Regions from separate parts of the Mus musculus genome. Here region 1 is linked to region 2. Evidence: chromatin contacts called from ENCODE Hi-C or POLR2A ChIA-PET data. All regions are on one chromosome and are shown on one strand. Each heading gives the region's core, a stretch centred on a gene start or an enhancer-like site at or near the end of the contact. The rest is flanking DNA. Distances are from core to core; before and after follow the strand shown. Region 1 overlaps Mprip (myosin phosphatase Rho interacting protein). Region 2 holds the start of Mprip (myosin phosphatase Rho interacting protein).

Region 1 (5,547 bases), core at 13-2,512, 97 kb before region 2:
AGCCTCCTGACAGGCCTTCTTGTAAAATCTCAGCTCTTTTTCATACTCCAGCCGAATTCTGCATGCTGCATAGCACACTTGAGCTTGAATAATTGCATCTTGAACCAGTAATGAAGAATACTGACCAAGGCCCTCTAGACAAGATTCATATGAGAGATGCTGGGACATCCGCAGAAGCCTCTGGCAACCCCCAAGTGGCTCTGTAGGAGGCAGGACTGGCAAGGCAGCTGAAATCTCCTCAAGGATGCTAGCCTTTTCTCTCAGCTGCTGGGCCAGCTCATCCTGAATGGCAGCAAGGACTTCAGGGCTCTGATGCAAAGCCTGCAAAGGCTCTTGGGAGCCATCTGTGCCTGGCCTCAGTATCTCTCCTAATGGGTTCTGGTCCCAGGATGTCTGTACCTGGTCCTCCCTGCCAGTTGGATGCCTGAGGGTTTCTAAGATCTGCTGTATTACTCTTTCAAAGTCTGGGGTTTGGTAGGCTCCCAAGATTTCTCCCAGCATGCACTTGTGCTGCTGTAGGGCTGCCTGGGTCCCTTGTAGGGTCTCCTGTATGCTCTGCAGCCTATGGTGGAACAATTCTCTTACTGATTGTGTGGCATAGCTGAGCTCTGCACGAATCCATGTGGCATCAGCCAGACTTTGGGGAGTATGCTGCTGCCTGTCTCCTGATGTGCAGGCTGTTTCTTCTCCCAGTGTCCCTAGGTGTTTACTTAGTGACTCGACCTGGCTCCAGAACTCACCATTCACCAGTACCTTCTTGGCCCAGATCTCCACTGGAGCCCCAGCAGAGGGGGCAGCACTTTCTTCCTTCAGTGGCCACTCCCCTGACTGAGTAAGCTCACAGAGAACACCATAGACATCTGAAGTGGTATTTTTTAGAGAGTCAGCTATCTGGTTGATGAGTGAGGCCTCCAGGACTATCTGAGCAGAAAGCAGCTTCCTGTGTTCCTGCTCATTCAAGATGGGCTGACAGGGCTGCTGCACAGGGGCTGCCATACCACTTTCTATGGGGTGCTCCTTCTCTTGCTCAGCCTGCGTCCTGCTCTCTGCAGGGGAAGCCCATGGTTGAAGGGCCTTGATGGCACTCACAAGCATACTCTCTATGTTAGCCAGGGAGGCTGCACATGCATCCTGGCCCTCCTCCTGGTCAGCCCATGGCAAAGACCTTAGCTTTTTCCAGCAGTTTTCTAAGCATGTCAGGGCTTGGCTATTTTTGGCTTGGAAGTCTTCCAGCTCCCCAGGGTGGTGTTCAATGTTTGTGGCCTTCTGTTGTCTTTCCTGCTCTAGCTGAGAGGCCAGAGCGCTAGCCTGTAACAGGCTGGCACGGAGCTGCTCTCGCAACTGTGCCTCTGTGCCAGCCCACTGCTGGTGCAGTGCAAGCAATGCCTCCTGACTCTGCCCCTGCTGGCTTTCCAGCCTCACAGTTACGTCTTTGAGCTTTTCCTCTGTGACATAGAGCTTCGTCTCCAGAGAGTGGATTATAGAGATGTAGGTTTCAGCATCTGCAGCTGCTGGCAGTGTGTTCGGGGTAGCTTCTGAGGACACACTATCCTCTGAGGGTGACTGGTCCTGGCTGGTATCTGATGATGTGCTGCTAGTCCATGCCTTTGCACACCCCTCGGGGTGTATGTATCTTTGACACTGGATTGTGGAGAACCTGATTCTTGGCCTTTTTATAGGAGCTCCTGGATCAGACTTAGATGTGCTCTGCAGATGCCCCTCCCTCTCGGGCATATCAGCTGACTTTGGGAGTATGGTGTTTTCCTCTCTGCTGAGGCTACCACTGCTCCCTTCTTCCCCCAGGCCAGCACTTGGATCTTCATCCTCTGGCTGAGAGTGAGGAAAGCCAGGAAATACTCTGGTGACTGAGCCTAAGGGCAAAATGCCACTGCCCTCCTCTGTTGGCTCTGTGGTACTCAGAGGCTCCTTGGCATCCTTTGGAGAATCACTCACAAACCTCCTTAGACACTCTTCCTTTTCCTGCAGCTTAATTTCTGTTTCCTCTAAGCTGCTGCCCAAGGCAATCATTTTAACTAAAGCTTCATTGAGGTCTTGGTCTTTCTTTTCCAGAACTCTCTCATGTGTTTCCTTAATGTGCTTCAGCTCTTCTTCCTTTTCTCTCAGCAGAGTGCGCACGCTCTGTAGCTGGACAGAGACCCTGTGGTGTGAGTGCTCAAGGTTCTGATAGTCAACTTCCTTTCCCCTCAGCTTCTCTTGGAGCTCAGCCACATCCCCATCGGATGTGGCCACACGTTCCATGAGCTCTTGAAACTGATGCTTGATGAGATCCCGTTCATCATGGAGGCTCTGTACATGCTGGGCTAACTGGCGGATACTGGCCTCTCGGGCCTCCAGCTCTTCCTCTAGCTTATGTACCTGCTCACTGCCTTTGCACGTTTCACTCAGCTTCTCTTTCTGGAGGGCCTCCACCTGCTGCACATGGCCTTGTAGCTGATCCTCATAGGCACTGGCCTTGTCCTCTACTTCCTTCAGGTTCTGCAGCAGTGCCTGCTTTTCTTGCTCACAGCTCTCCAGCAACAATGTATAGTTCCTCTTTAACTTCTTCTCCATCAGACGCTGGGCTTGCTCACTGGTACCCAGCTGTTGGCTGAGCTCAGCAATGCATTCCTGCAGCCTCTGCACCTCCTTCTGTCGATCCCGTTGCAATGCCTGTTGTGTTTCCAGGTCTCTGAGTTCCTGTGTCTTCTCTAACAGCCGGGCTTCTGTACTTCTGAGTTTCTGCTCACTGGCCCTCAGCTGGCCACTCAGCATGGCCTTGCTGTGCTGCCATTCCTCCAGCTGCTCACGAACCTTGCCCTGCTCCATCTTCAGCTCACCCTTGAGCTTGGCTAGAGCCTGCTCCTTAATGGCCAGCTCTGCAGCGGCATTACCAAGTCTCGTCTGCAGGGTCTGAATCTCAGCCTCATGGTGGCGGATTGCATCCTTGGCCTCCCCATAGCTGTGTTTCAGGGTCTGAATCTGCTGTGTGATGAGCTCCTGCCGCCGGCACTGAGCTTCCAGCTCACTTTGCAGGTCTTGGTTGACTCTATGGAGCCTCTGCCAGGCACCCGATGGAGAGGTGGCCACTTCAGTCTTAAAAAAACCGATTAAATACTGGTTAGTAACACTCAGGCCACCCTGTTCTGAGTGTCACACCTCTGGCCAGGATCAATCATAGAAAAGCTCCTTTGTGGGTTTGCCTTTAATCCTTTGCACAACTTTTTTTCTTCATTTAAAGAAAAAAATTCAAATTAATGTGGGTTTTGTTTGTTTTGTTTTGGGTAAATATAGCTGCTTCCACATAAACAGAACACAGGACAAAAACACCAATAAAACAGCTCTAACTGAACAGTGTCTAGAAGAAATAAACCAAATAAAGCTGAATAATGGAACACACTGAGAAGTACAACAGAGGCTGAAGGACCAAATAATTGATTTTGCAAAACAAAGTATGCAGTTCTAGACCACATGTTTAAAGCAGCACAAGGCCTAAGGCACAAGAAAGTGACGTCACTTCCTTCTGTGACAGGAAGAGAAGGAAGGCAGGTAACTACTCGAGAGATGTCAGCAAAGTAACATTGGACATTTCCTTTAGAAAGCGTAGTCAGGCCTCCACCGTAAGGAGAAAACTAATCTCTACCTGCAAGAAGACAGAACAAGGGGAATGCAGATCATGAAGCAAAATGTAATAAAACAAACCCTCATAAAGCTCAAAATAAGAGTGAAACATGCAAAACCCAAAATAAAACACAAAACTCCCCATACTGAGAGACACACAAGAGACAGAACTAATGAGTATAAAGAGGAGACAATACAGCTAAGTCAGGCCAGCCTCACCTAGAATGTGGCCTGCCCAGGCTCCCTCAGTCTGCTGGTGGGGAAGCCACAGATGTGACACTCAGGTAGGTTCCAGTTCCACACCACATTCACCAAAGCATGCAGCCCTCCCAGCAGTTAGCACAGCACCCTACCCCGAGCTTGCATCACTGAACCCTCAAGCGCCCGCAAAGCCCCTTTCCCCCTTTCACTTTTGACTGTAAGCATTTTGAAGCTCATGGGTATTATTAGGCTCAGCAGGAAGCTGCCCCCATGCTGAGCAAGGCTATTGAGTGTAGATGCACACGAAGGTCCATGATAGATACACAAGTTAGCAATGTGCAAAGCTCCTTAGTGGTGTCTTTACCACCAAGTATGAAGTCAAGTCTTGTATGATGGAACCAAAACAGGCTTAAGAAAATGACCTTTAATTAGGCATGGTCTGAATACCCTAAAGGCTTTCTGAGTGGGCTGTGTAGAAGGGAGATGCCTGGCCATGGCCAATTCCAGGCAAGGTCTGAAGTAGGACAACAGTGAGTTGGCTGGAAGGGAAGATGGTACAATAATGTCAGATCAGGGACAAAGATAAGCCAGAACACAACAGCAGTGTGAGGGATAGCCATGAAGGTAAAGTAGGTCTTTGGTTGAGGGGAGTGAAGGACTCCAGGTCCACTAGCAACTTGATGACAAAGATTAAGGTTAGTATACAAAGGTGTGGGCATGTCAGCGAGCAACTTGGCAGAGACTACAGATCTTTGAAAGCTGAAGGTCTTTGGAGAGCAAGTTCTACATTACACAGGCAGAAGGCTGCTACTGTATGGAAAGGAGTGTACTTCTGGGATCAGTGGGAAGAGTTGAGACTAGAACCTGGGCCCGTAACAGCAATCTTAAACCAGTACCTTATCTTTGGTCTTTGCTGAGAGCTTCAGTTCAGTTCTACCAACCTATTCCATTCTCCGTCACATTTTTGTTCCCCAACACCATGGCAGTACCCAGGACAACATTTCACCTCCTTCATGTCCCAGAGCTAGCGTGGGTCCTAGGAAGCCCAACGCCTGTCCTCACCCCAGGCTATCCACATCAGGGGTACCCTAGGAATCCGAGTGCAGCAGAGTTCTGGAAGATGCCTTGAGGAGAAGGACACTGGCCGTGGGCCATCAGCTCAGCACCTAGTTGCCACCACTTTTACCCTGCTCCTGGTTGGTTAAATTAGCTAGGTGGCCATATATCCTCCTGAAACTTAGACTAGTTAAAAAGGAATGGGGGTAGGTGGCTGGTGGTATAATTTTCTAGCTCTATACTACCTTGCTGTTGGCTCTAAGGTGGCACTTGGCCTGCTGTATGGCCCAGTTTTTTCAGTATGTGCATTGGGCCCAATCTCACTATGGTGAAAACAATGAGAAATGACATACAAATACATGGGTTTTCACAAAAGCACAATGTCTAGAAAGCCCAAAGAAGAGATCACAAAATGATTTCATAACCAAAAGAAAATCCTCAGTAGTAGAGATTTGGGACATATTTCCCCAAATCAGTGTCCTAACAGCAAGGACCACGGCACTAAGAGCCTTGGTCTCTGTTGACTGACCATAGCTTTGCCATGTTTGCACATTCCTAGCCTGTGGGCCTGAGCACAACTTTCACATGGAAGCCCCTGAGTGCACTGCTGACTTGGCAGCTGCCCACCCTACCTGCAGCACATAGCCCTCCCGGGCACTCTGTTCTCTGCCC
Region 2 (5,398 bases), core at 1,374-3,873:
TGATGGCTGATGTATCCTCCAGCTTGGACAGTCTAAAATAAGCTCTGGGCGGGAGGGGCAGCAGGAAGCAGGGGGTTGGGGGAGGCTGACAGGAACCAATTGGCTGAGGTTTTCTAATGGAGTCATAAGGAGAGCAAAAGGCTCTGCTCTGGGAGAAGCGGATACAGAGCAGGGACAAATGCTGTTGGCAAGAGCCTCCAGCCTCCCCGCTCTCCTTTCAAGAGCAGCTCCTTCCTGAAAGATCCCAGGAGCTAGAAGACTGGGCTAATCTCTCCCCACACAAATAACCCTACCCAGTATTTTAGGAACTACTGTTCCAGTGCCCTGGAGGTCTCAGGCCTGTTTCAAAGTGCAATCATTTTGAAAACAACAAACTTGAGAGTTTAATACTTTCAATTTGCTTCATCCCTTGAATTAAACTAATAATTGACAGATTTTTTTTTAACAGACTCAAACATTTAAATTCCTCTCATTCATTTAAGAATCAGAAAAACAGCCCGTGTGTAGCATAAATAACTAATTGCCAGTTTAGGCAGTTGCTTCAAATAACCTGGAAACTTACAAACCTCCCTCAAAACAGCCTTTGGCAAGGCCAGAAACTTCTTAAATCAAAGTTGACTGTTCTATGGGTGGTTTTTCAGTTTGTTAAACTATAAGGGGGAAAGCTCAATAAAACATATTTCTTGTTTTTCATATCACCACTACCAGTTTACTGATACGGAAATTAAAACAGAGGTAAAGGCCTCATTCAAGGTCAGACCTCAGAAAGTCACAAGCAGTAACCGCATATCCCATATACTGCTTCCCTGAACAGGATCCAAATGAGAAGAGGAAATCACATTTCTCTCTCTTCAAGAGTCCTACCCTTCCCAAATAGACAGGTCTCTAAGGCCCTTGGCATTCTCACAAATCAATGACTGAGACTTGGAGAGTCTGGTTAAGCTTCCTGATTGCTTCCTGGCTATTGGAAATCTGACCTCAGAGAAAGAGGCCATAACCCCTGCCCTACTACTCCACTCTAGTTTGCCCCATAAAACAAGTCAAACCTTGCTTGCCTGCCTGCTTGCCCATAAAGGCTTTAAAAACAGCCAAACCAGGGCACTTCAAAGCAATGTTTTCAGTCTAAACAGCTCTTTCCAAAAGGAGTGGCTACAACTAGGTGGCACTGGCTGGACCGTGTGGGGAACTCCACTGAAGTCAGCAAGCAGGGGGCAAAGGAAGTGGGCGAGGGGAAAGGGGAGCAGGATATATAGTGCTTTCCCAAAGTGCTGCAAACAAGGCCAGGAATCCTCAACACCAGAAACGGGAGAGCAACCAGTTCCCAAGGGCCAGTTGCCCAAATTGGAGACCTTGTACCAACACAAATTCCCAATCTCCTACACTGCTCCGGGGTTGGAGGTCTTTGGCAATCTAGGACAATGTTTTCCATGACTGTGACTTGGAGGTCTGGAACTCTGTTTTCCATGACTGTGACTTTGACACGGGTTAGGAAGAGCGTCTAACCTGGTCCAAAATCCTGACTAACAAATTAAGGGCAGACAGAGGGGGAAACCAACTTTCCCCAGAATGTACAGGTCTTCTTGGTCTCCTGGGCCAGAAAGCAAAACCAAGAAGGGAAGCCCCTACCCCTCGACAAAAGCTATTCCTACCTTCAGTTCAAGAGCAAGACCCACCCATCTGAAGAGAAACACCTCATCTCTCTTCAGACCCTGACGGTGACAGTGACTTAGAAGGAGAGCAGGCTCTATTCCACAAGATGGAAACTGGTGACCCACGCAAACATGCCAATTCCTGGGACAGTTTGGTGGCCAAGTCTGCGTCCAGTCCCAAGACAAGTCGCGAGGGGGGCGAGGGGGGGGGTAGTACTGACAAGTGGCAAGCAAGCCCCACTTTGTTCCTATCCAGGGAAACCAGACATTTTTTTGAGTCACCCAACAAGCATGAATCACACGGCAGAGCTATGGGAACGGGAAAGGATGTTATTTTTCGGCATTCTTGAGGATTTTCCCTTTGTCCCAGCTCTATCGATACTCTTCCCGCCCCCATTCCAACCCCATCCCCCAACTCTCACGCATTTTTTTTCCCTGCTCCATTTTTATTCTCTCTTGGCCTTCGCAGGCTCTGCGCTCCCCGGCACGACTCGCAGGCAGGACTCTCAGCTCCGCACCCGCGGCAGCTCACCTGCGTCAGGTCCTCGTCGTTGAGCAGATGCGACTCGCGGGGCTTGAAGCAGTTCTGACACTTGCTCTTGTTGAAGATGTTGGCCTGAAATTTCCTGCACGGGTTTTCCTTGGCCGCCGACATGTCGGCTAGGCGGCCGCGGAGCGGGCCGCCACGGCCCAGCGCTCTCCCGGGGGTCGGGGACTCAGCGCGGCCGCCGCCGCATTTTGCGCTGGCCGCCGCAGGCCCGGAAAGGCCTCCCCTCTCGCGCCGCGCCCCGCCTGCTCGCCGCGGCCTCAGAGCGCGCGCGCCGCCTCGCGCCCCGCCCCGCCGCCCGGCCGCTGTGGGCCCATGGACGGACGCGGCCTCCGGCCGCTGGCTCCACCGCGGCCGCCCCCAAGGCGCCGGCCGGCAAGTCCAGCCGTCGCGCTCACCCGGCGCCCGCCGCCACCGCGAACGAACCGAGCTGGGCGCCGCGCGCACTCGGGGAGGGGCGGGGTGGGGCGGGGCACCGCAACCGGCAGCCCCGCGAGCCAATGGCACCCGCACGCTCCTGCTAACAAAGAAACCCGTCGACCAATGGATGACGGGGGCGGGACCGGGAGCAGCGGGCGCAAGGTAACTTGTCCAGGCTGGGAAGGTGGAGGCGCTGGGATGGAACTTTCAGGTTTGGTGGACTGGCGCCGCCGCCCGCGGCCTGACAGCTGCGGCGTTGGGCTGGGCTGCTCCCGGAAGGACGCCGGAGATCTCCGCGGTCTCCCTGCGGGCCCCTGTCTTTCTCGTAGTCTCTTCGCTGCGGCCTTCTGCCTCGTCTAGCCTGCGCCCCTACTGTGTGCTAGGTCTGTGGTCGACCCAGATGCCACCATAAAGACTAGAAATTGTTTCAAGTGCTTCCCGTGTTTTAGATCATTAAAGTTCCATAACCTTCCCGTGACCATTCCGGTTTTACGTAAGGAAACTGAGGCGCGCGGAGCAGTTAAGTAATAAGACGTAGTGTTTCCGAGGTGACTAGAAGATGTCAGCAGCCGTGAGGAGTTGTCAATTCTATTATGGGAGCCCAATTCTGCTAGAGTTACGTACGCACTCTTACCTCCGTTTTGTGCTTGAGGAGACAAAAGCTCAGACACTGCGAATAGCTTGTGCAAGGTCACTCTGCAAGAAGGGCCTGAACTATATACTACAGGCCACTCTTGTCCAGACTCCCAGGCAAAAGGCCACTTGGAAAGGAAACGACAGAGGAGTCCAGAATGGGCGGAGGGGAGGGGGATGGAGGGGGACAACCCCTGCTCCTTAGGAGGCAAATTGTTCCCAGCAGCAGTGAAATGGATCTAAGCAGAGAGCATGCAGAACTGTTCCCAAGGTATGCAGGTGTAAGTGTGGGGAGGAGGAACAAGAAAGGAGTATGTGGTCCCAGAACTCTGAAAGTAGATCTAGGAGGGTGGAGAGTTTAAGGCCAGTCTGGACCGTAATGAGACCTTTATAAGGAGGCTAAGGAGGAGAGGAAAGGGAAAGAGTGAGGGAGGCAAGACAGAAAGGAGGAATCACTTTGACCTGAGATTCCAGGCTCAGCTGGCTGGCAGTTCCAGAAGTCAGCCTGTGTTTTTTAACAGGCTGAACTAACTCATTCTTCACAATGGAGGTGATATTGGAGCAGGTGGTGGCACTGAGAGCAGCTGCGCTCAGGTCACAAGGAGGCTTTAGGAGAGAAATGCCTTCAGAGTTGCGTACTTTTCCACTGGTCATCTGGTGACTACCCCGGGGAGGTGCATTTCCATTTTGAGAAAGAAATGCTCTCCTGCACAAGGAATCAGGAATGAAGGAGCCCAGATCAAAGTGTGCCTGCAGCCTGAGGGGAAAGCCCAGCTCTGATCCAGCTGTGGGCAGGTCTTTTGCCCTCACTGGCACCTCACTGACCACATGGACAAAACTGACATGAATGTAAGGTGTTGCAAGCATTAGGTGATAATCATCTTTGCAAAATACTTCACATAATGTGGCCAATTGTTAATTGGTGAATTTTGGGAAAGGGTGTTTACTGGACTATCCTTGCGACCTTGTTGATTTAAATTTTTTTCCAGAATAAAGACGGGGAAGGGGTAAAGGGAGACTGACGGTTCTTGTCTGCACCGAATACTCGGAAAGTGATACCAGTGGTGGCCTCTGGGGAGAAGAACTGGGTTATTGGGAGGTGACCTACTTTTAAATTTTCAATATAAAACCTTTTTGTTCCTTTCGGGTTTTGTTTTATGAGCATGTACAAGCTGTTTAAAAGAAAGACTTAGAGCCAGCAAGATTGCAAGGCGCGTAAAGGCCTTTGGTACCACACCTGATGAGTTGAGATGAGTCCCCTGAAGCCACATGGTGGAAGGACAGCACAAACTCCTGAAAGTTGTCCTCAGACCTCCAGATGAGTAGTACAGTGTGTGCTACAGTGTGTGCGTATGTGCGCGCGCGCACGCGCACACACACACACGAAATACATTTAAAATCTAATTACAAGTTTTCAAAAAATATATATTTTAAAGTTCTACCCGTTTCTTGGGGCCAATCAAGGCTACCCTATTAAGAAAATGCCCAGCATACGTTGTCCAGGCCAGCCACATACCACTGGTGTCACAGCTGTGGGTATGAGGAAGAGTGATTCAGGGATCCTGAGGCTGGTAGCCTGACAAGAGCTCGACCTCAAGCAAATGAAAACTGATAAAAACAAGAGGCAAACAGAAACCTTCCACTGGAAAGTCGCAGGGCCCTGCCTAGGAAACCCCTGACTCCATAGTAGACTGAGCGCGGGGGCTTCTGGAAAAGGCAGGACCCTGGACAGTCCAAAACTGAGGAAGACTCTGCCTGGAGAAGGAGGAGGAGAGATGTTCCAGATCACCACAGCAGGGCACTTGGCTCAGGACATCCAGACCAGTCTGTGTAAACAAACAGAAGCCTGGATGCCATTAAGGTGTTGCTGGAGATTCAAACAGCCCTGAAGGAGGAGGCATTAGGAGGATGAGTGAGTGGTACAAGCGCAGCCTCCCTAAGGAGGCAGGTATGCTGCTGCTGGTGGGTACTATTATCTCGTGACTATTTGAAAGAAGAGGCTCATTGGGCTCAGGGCACAATAAGACCTTGCCTATGGTGATAATTAAGTACTTTGTATGTGAGAATTGAAGTATTCAGGCTGGCAGTGTGCAGCTTTGGGTGGTACCCATGGTCTTGAACATGCTTCGTGAGGGTTCTCCCGCTGAAC

Evidence for each region. Hi-C counts contacts between places; a loop is a spot of excess contacts on that map. ChIA-PET counts read pairs that join two places held with the same protein, here RNA polymerase II (POLR2A).
Region 1: POLR2A ChIA-PET joins it to region 2 with 60 read pairs in Patski. The contact joins the enhancer-like site here to the promoter of Mprip in region 2. A Hi-C loop is called at or near these places in 1 of 37 maps with a recorded cell type or tissue (left cerebral cortex). POLR2A ChIA-PET finds 5 or more read pairs at or near these places in 1 of 5 experiments (Patski).

Annotation. Positions count from the first base shown.
Region 1 is chr11:59,755,070-59,760,616 of GRCm38, reverse strand. Mprip (myosin phosphatase Rho interacting protein) reads right to left here. Exons shown (of 24, transcript NM_001368931.1): 15 at 5,508-5,547; 16 at 1-3,093. Among named protein-coding and RNA genes, the nearest start is that of Gm51899, 11 kb to the left of the region's middle. Within about 2 kb of position 1,262, at least 3 of the 3 ENCODE cell types and tissues checked have a DNase peak (open chromatin) inside an H3K27ac peak, as active enhancers do; they include left cerebral cortex, where a contact is called at or near this core.
Region 2 is chr11:59,659,732-59,665,129 of GRCm38, reverse strand. It overlaps Mprip (myosin phosphatase Rho interacting protein), which reads right to left and starts at 2,623. Exons shown (of 24, transcript NM_001368931.1): 1 at 2,182-2,623. The coding sequence starts at 2,304.